Linked DNA regions of Homo sapiens: region 1 is linked to region 2. Evidence: chromatin contacts called from ENCODE Hi-C data. All regions are on one chromosome and are shown on one strand. Each heading gives the region's core, a stretch centred on a gene start or an enhancer-like site at or near the end of the contact. The rest is flanking DNA. Distances are from core to core; before and after follow the strand shown.

Evidence for each region. Hi-C counts contacts between places; a loop is a spot of excess contacts on that map. Pooled maps may share reads with other maps.
Region 1: a loop to region 2 is called in a pooled map, with 5 times the contacts of the local background. The contact joins the promoter of FAM111A here to the enhancer-like site in region 2. A Hi-C loop is called at or near these places in 8 of 37 single-sample maps with no recorded cell type and 4 of 50 pooled maps.

Annotation. Positions count from the first base shown.
Region 1 is chr11:59,140,947-59,144,253 of GRCh38, reverse strand. FAM111A (FAM111 trypsin like peptidase A) reads right to left here and starts at 1,398. Exons shown (of 6, transcript NM_001312909.2): 1 at 1,308-1,398; 2 at 950-1,171; 3 at 559-757. FAM111A-DT (FAM111A divergent transcript) reads left to right here and starts at 1,446. Exons shown (of 4, transcript NR_110184.1): 1 at 1,446-1,639. It also overlaps the pseudogene LOC100422399. RefSeq lists an enhancer at 1,181-1,630.
Region 2 is chr11:59,379,095-59,382,126 of GRCh38, reverse strand. No RefSeq gene overlaps it. Among named protein-coding and RNA genes, the nearest start is that of OR5AN1, 22 kb to the right of the region's middle. Within about 2 kb of position 1,611, at least 3 of the 41 ENCODE cell types and tissues checked have a DNase peak (open chromatin) inside an H3K27ac peak, as active enhancers do.

The sequences.
Region 1 (3,307 bases), core at 149-2,648, 240 kb after region 2:
TCTGAGTTGAGGGTTGGGAGGTTGATTAGGTCTTGCTGGAGCCTCCAAGAATGTCAAATGTTGGCTCCCAGTAATATCAAAGCAACCTGTTGATAAGACAAAGCTAAGTTTCTTGCTCACTTAGGTAATGGAGAACAATAACTTGACAGAATTTAAGTGGTGTCTCAGAGAGGGAAGAGCAAGTTTGGGCTATATGTATTGAGATTTTGAAGTCCCATTGTAAGTCTAATATTTAATGAGGGGAATTGGTTAGAATTGAGTCAGCTACGGGTAAAAGTTTAGGATTGGTAGATAAAACAAGGCTAGGATTTTGAGGTAAAGGTTCAAAGTCTTAGAATGTAAACTGTTCTTTGATGTTTTCCATTGAAGAGTGGTTGGATCTTTGAAGAAGATACTGGATTAAGCAATAAAGATATTTGCAACTTTCCGGTCCCTGGCAAAAGTTTCTTGAAATAGTAAATGTATGTTGATGAAAATAATGGAATAAGAAGTCAGGTTAATGTAGTTGGCAAGCTATGTGAGTGTAGATGGCTTCAGTTCTCACAATAGTGAACATACCTGATAATGTACTCAACATTTGTCACTTAGAGTATTTTATCCTGGAAAGAAGCGTAGTTGGGAAAACGCACTTGAGATGATGTTTGCTGCACACAGAATTCGGACACAGAGATGTGAATCTCCTTAGGAACCATTTTCATAAAGTTAACATTGGGTCTTAATAGACATCAGTTTTTAAAAATTAGAACAGGCTTGGGCACTGCAAAAGAAAGACACATCCGTTCACTTGGCTGTTCTTTTTAAGTTTCCAGGGAGAGCGTCAGTGCCCCTTTCAACAATAAAAGCCCGCAGGAGTGCAGATTTTATTTACCCTGTCCCCACCAGCATCCTGCTGCGGCCAATGAATCCTGGCAAAACTCCAGGTCAGCCCCAGAACCAAAGAGTAACTCACCTAAGAGGAAGGTCCGTTCCCACCAAGTCTCAGACGCCTGAACTCGTGATTTTTAGGGACTTTCCCTTCCAGTCCCTTGGAATCCAGCACTTTGGTTGGAGAACAGAACTCACTTGGGGAATGGCGCGTCTGGCCAATGGAATGAAAGATACTGGAGTTTGTCTTTTCTCTTCAGGCAGCAACTCACCTACTTCGGAAGCCGATTGGCTGCGCTGGGGACACCTGTTGGCGTGCAAAAAAGAGTGGTTGGAAAGGCAAGGCCGAGGGGGCGCGCCTACCCTACCCACCCACAGCGCTCCTCCTTGACGCCGCGAGCAGGACCCTGTCTCACTGACCCCGTGCCCACGGCGGTCCTTGCCTGCTTCTATTCTCCCGGTTTCCCCAGTCCCGAGTATTGGAAAGCGAGAGCGAAAGCGAAAGCATCCTAGTCGCCGGTAGGCTGGCCTGGGCCGGGCTGGAGAGGGAGCAGGAAATAAAAACTCGGGTGTGGGAGGAGCTGGGACGCTGGCGGCAGAGCCACTGTGGCAGCTTGAGTCTCGCGCGCGCAGGAAGCGGAGGTGGAAGTTGGGGCGCAGGAATGTGGCTGTCCCCGCCTGTAAATCATGGTTGGGGAGGAGTCGCGGAGGCACCAGGCTGGGGTCTGCAGCGCGCCATCTGCTGCAGCACACAGGAGGCGCTGAGGCTAGTTGGGTAAGTGGGGAGATTTCAGGCACTTCCGAGGGGGCGGCATCCCCAGCAGGTGGGATAGGCCCGGTGACTAGGACAAAATCACGAAGAAGCCGCGGATGCAGGAAGAGTAAACTCCCTTGTCATAAATCGATTCTCCAAACGTTCATCAATATGTGGAGACGTTTATGATAGTGATGAAGAAGATGATATGGGCTCTAGGAATATGCATCTCAAAGCTGATGATCGAAGAAGATTGGAGAGGGTTTTCAAGGCAGCCTGCTGTTTAAGGACCTGCATTCTGAGTAGATGTGTATTGGAAAAGGCGATTACAGTCACAAAGGGGACAACTTTTATGCAATTGACAGAGGACTATATGATGTATATAAACAGATAGGGTTGAAAGGTGTGTTGGTAACTACAAAACACATGGGAATTTGAAGGAAGGAACTGGCCTTAAATGCATGTACAATACACCAAGAGAAGCTAAAATTACTGCTTCATCTTCTGTGGGTTCTTTGGGGTTTGGATAGAGTAACCTTAAAACATATTTGAATGCTGACTTTTTCTATGAGACTCACTTTTGGAATCTGTGCATTCCTACATTCACAAAGGGTAATCACAGCTAGTACCCAGCATCCAAACAATAGCAGCCAATAATTCTAATCTGGAGAAAATTTTCTTTTCTCTCTCTTTCTCTCTCTCTCTCTCTTTCTTTCTTTCTCTTTCTTTCTTTCTTTCTCTTTCTTTTTTTCTTTTTCTTTCCTTCTTTCTTTCTCTTTTTTCTTTTCTTCTTCATTCCTTCCTTCCTTTCTTCCTTTCTTTTTTCTCTTTATTTCTTCTCTTTCTTTCTTTCTTCTTTCTTTTTTCTTTTATCTTTCTTTCTTTCTCACTTTTCTCCTTCCCTCCCTCCCTCCTTTCTTCCTTCTTTCTCTTTTGCCTGTTTTACATTTTAATGTGTAAGCAAATAGTGATTAAAGGACAATAGGCTTAACATTTTCTAAAACATGGGTGTTCAGAATTGAATATACTGATAAAATTTGTTTCCAAAAGGAAGGATTATATACTAGGTGGGAGTGTAAATTAGTTCAACCATTGTGGAAAACAGTGTGGCAATTCCTCAAAGACTTAAAAACAGAACTACCATTCAACCCAGCAATCCCATGACTGGGTATGTACCCAAAGGAATATAAATCATTCTTTCATAAAGACACACGAACACGTATGTTCCTTGCAGCGCTGTTCACAATAGCAAAGAATCAACCTAAATGCCTATCAGTGGTAGGCTGGATAAAGAAAACTCAGTATACCATTGAATACTACACAGCCATAAAAAATAATGAGATCATGTCCTGTACAGGGACATGGATGGAGCTAGAGGCCATTATTCTTGGCAAACTAATGCAGGAACAGAAATCAAATACTGCATATTATCACTTATACGTGGGAGCTAAATGATGAGAACACATGGACACGCAGAGGGGAACAACAGACGCTGGGGCCTATCGGAGGGTGGTGGATGGAAGAAGGGAGAGGATCGGGAAAAACAACTAATGGGTACTAGGCTTAATACCTTGGTGGTGAAATAATCTGTACATCAAACCCCCATGACATGAGTTTATCTATATAGCAGACCTGCACATGTACCACTAAACTTAAATAAAGCTTTTAAAAAAGTTTTCAATCTACGAA
Region 2 (3,032 bases), core at 362-2,861:
AAAGACACATGCACATGTATGTTTATTGTGGCACTATTCACAATAGCAAAGACTTGGAAACAACCCAAATGTCCAACAATGATAGACGGGATTAAGAAAATGTGGCACATATACACCATTGATTACTATGCAGCCATAAAAAATGATGAGTTCATGTCCTTTGTAGGGACATGGATGAAGCTGGAAACCATCATTCTCAGCAAACTATCACAAGGACAAAAAATCAAACACTGCATGTTCTTACTCATAGGTGGGAATTGAACAATGAGAACACATGGACACAGGAAGGGGAACATCACACACCGGGACCTGTTGTGGGGTGGGGGGAGGGGGGAGGGATAGCATTAGGAGATATACCTAATGTTGAATGACAAGTTAATGGGTGCAGCACACCAACATGGCACATGTATACATATGTAACAAACCTGCACATTGTGCACTTGTACCCTAAAACTTCAAGTATAATAAAAAACCACACCCTCAAAAAACCACAATAATTCTCCAGCAATAAGTGCTGAACACAAATAAATTCTAAAATTTCCAGATAAAAATTCAAAATATTGATTTTAAAGAAGCTCAATGAACTTCAAGAGAAATCTGAAAATCAATACAAAGAAATCAGAAAATCATTTTAAGATATGAATGAGTAATTTACCAAGGAGATAGATATCTTAAAAAAAAACAGTAATTCTAGAACTGAAAATTTTATTGCAAGAATTACAAAATACATTTGAAGCCTTCAAGAATAGACTAGATTAAGCACAAGGAAGAATCAGAACTTGAAGATAGGTTTTAAAAATATAATACAGTCAGATAAAAATAAAATAGAATAAACAAAGCCTTCAAGACTTTTAAGACTATCTAAAATGACCTAAATAATAAATTATTGGTATTCCTGAGGAAAAAAGGTTAAGAAATTTATTAATGAAATAATGTATAAAAACCTCCCAAGTGTATCAAGAAATTCAGACATCTGAATAAAAGAAGCTCAGTGATCCCCAGAAAATTACAATGCCTAAATGAGTTTGCCATAGCATATTATTAGACTATCTAAAATCATATGAATGAACAAATTCTAAAATTGGCAAGAGAAAAACATCTAGTCATCTACAAAGGAAACTACTTCAGAATAACAGCAGACTTATCAGCAGAAACTTTGCTGGTAAGAAGGTAGTGAAATGACGTATTCCAAGTGTTGAAAGAAAAAAAGCAAACTAGTAGCCAAGAATTCTGTATACAGCAAGAATTAAGCTTTAGGAGAAATACTCTTTTCCAGATAAGCAAATGCTGATAGAATTTGCCACGACTAGATTGGAAATAGAAGAAATGATCAAAGGATTCCTAAACTTGAAAGTGAAAGAATGGTATTCACCATCATGAAAACACACAAACATAAAACTCATTGTTAATGCAATAATACAAAAGGGGAAGTGAAAGGAACACAATGACACCACTACAGAATTCCACAAAACCAAAAATGAACAATGAGAAAAACAGAGAAAAGAGAATGTATAAAATAACTAGACAACAATTAATAATATGACAGGAACAAAACCTCACCTATCAATACTAACCTTGAACATAAAAGAATTAAACACTGCTTTTAAAAGGTATACATTGGTAAGATGGGTTAAAAAACATGACTTAACCATAAGCTGTCTACAACAAACTCATCTTATCTGTAAAGGCACATACAGACTGAAAGTAAAGCAGTGGAAAAAGGTATTTCACACAAATGGAAACCAAGAGCAAGCAGAATTAGCTATAATTAGATAAAACAGGCTTTAAATTAAAAACAATAAAAGGATAAAGAAGATGATCATATAATGATAAAGGAAACAACTCAGCAAGAGAAAATAACAATTCTAAATAAGGAACTAGAAAAGTGAGATCAAACCAAATTCAAAATTAGCAGAAATAAAGAAATAACAATGATTACAGCAGAACTAAATGAAATAGAGACCAAAAATGATATAAAGGATAAATGAAACAAAAATTTGGTTTTTAAAATAATAAACAAAAATTGATAAGCCATTAGTGAGAATAACCAAGAGAGGACTCAAATAAAGACAATCACAAATGAAAAAGGAGATATTATAAGTAATACCACAGAAATACAAATATGTACATGAATTTAACTTATTGTTATCAAGCTGTATTACCAGCAAGCTGTGCTATCTTGGGACAATCCCTTAGCTTCTCTGGCCTCAGGTTCTCCACCTGAAATGGATAGTTTGGACTATAAGATCCCTAGGTTCCTATATCCTTTCCAGCTCAAATGACTCCAAAGTTAGTAAAGAAAATCTACAGTCACGAGACCATCATATAGACCATTGGGAAGTAGGGAATGAATCCAGTGGGGACATGGCAAAGTGGGGCATGAAATCTGTAGGGACAAAAGCTCCATGACAATGATGACACCAGAGAGCAAGTACCTGGAATGTTTTCTCCCTTGAATTGGCTTTTCCCCTTTATTCTCTGCTCTCAACGGCACGTTTAAGAAGATCTGAAGTTGTGGTCATCGCTTTTGCTGTGAGTGAACAGCAAGTTTTGTGGCCAAAATCATCCATCTTAGAGTGCAATGGGGCCCACATGGAAAATTCCTTTGTACGAGAAATAATTAATTTTAACCTTTGGCAAGAATTGTGTCTTTTTGAGGGATCTGGGTCAAGTTCACAGGGCAAGACTTAGATGGAATGGTTGCTTCTCTGCTATCTAATTATCTCTGATTCTTTCAGTAAACAAGGTTTATGGTCCTCAGTCTCTCCCATTATTCAACTCTTCTCACTTCTTTGCTTCCATTTCCCCCACCTAGGGCTTTTCCTTGAGTTCTCTTTCGCCTTACAGAAATTTTCTGACCTCAATGAAAATAATAATCTCAACATAAAATTTCAAGTTATTACTCTGGGATGAAAAATAGGTGTTGAATTCCAGTTCTGCAATTTCTTAAGGATATGATTTGACCTCTGTTACTTTCTGTTTTTTTTTCACCTGTTAAAAAATGAATTCTGTTTTGAAATATTATTGATTTA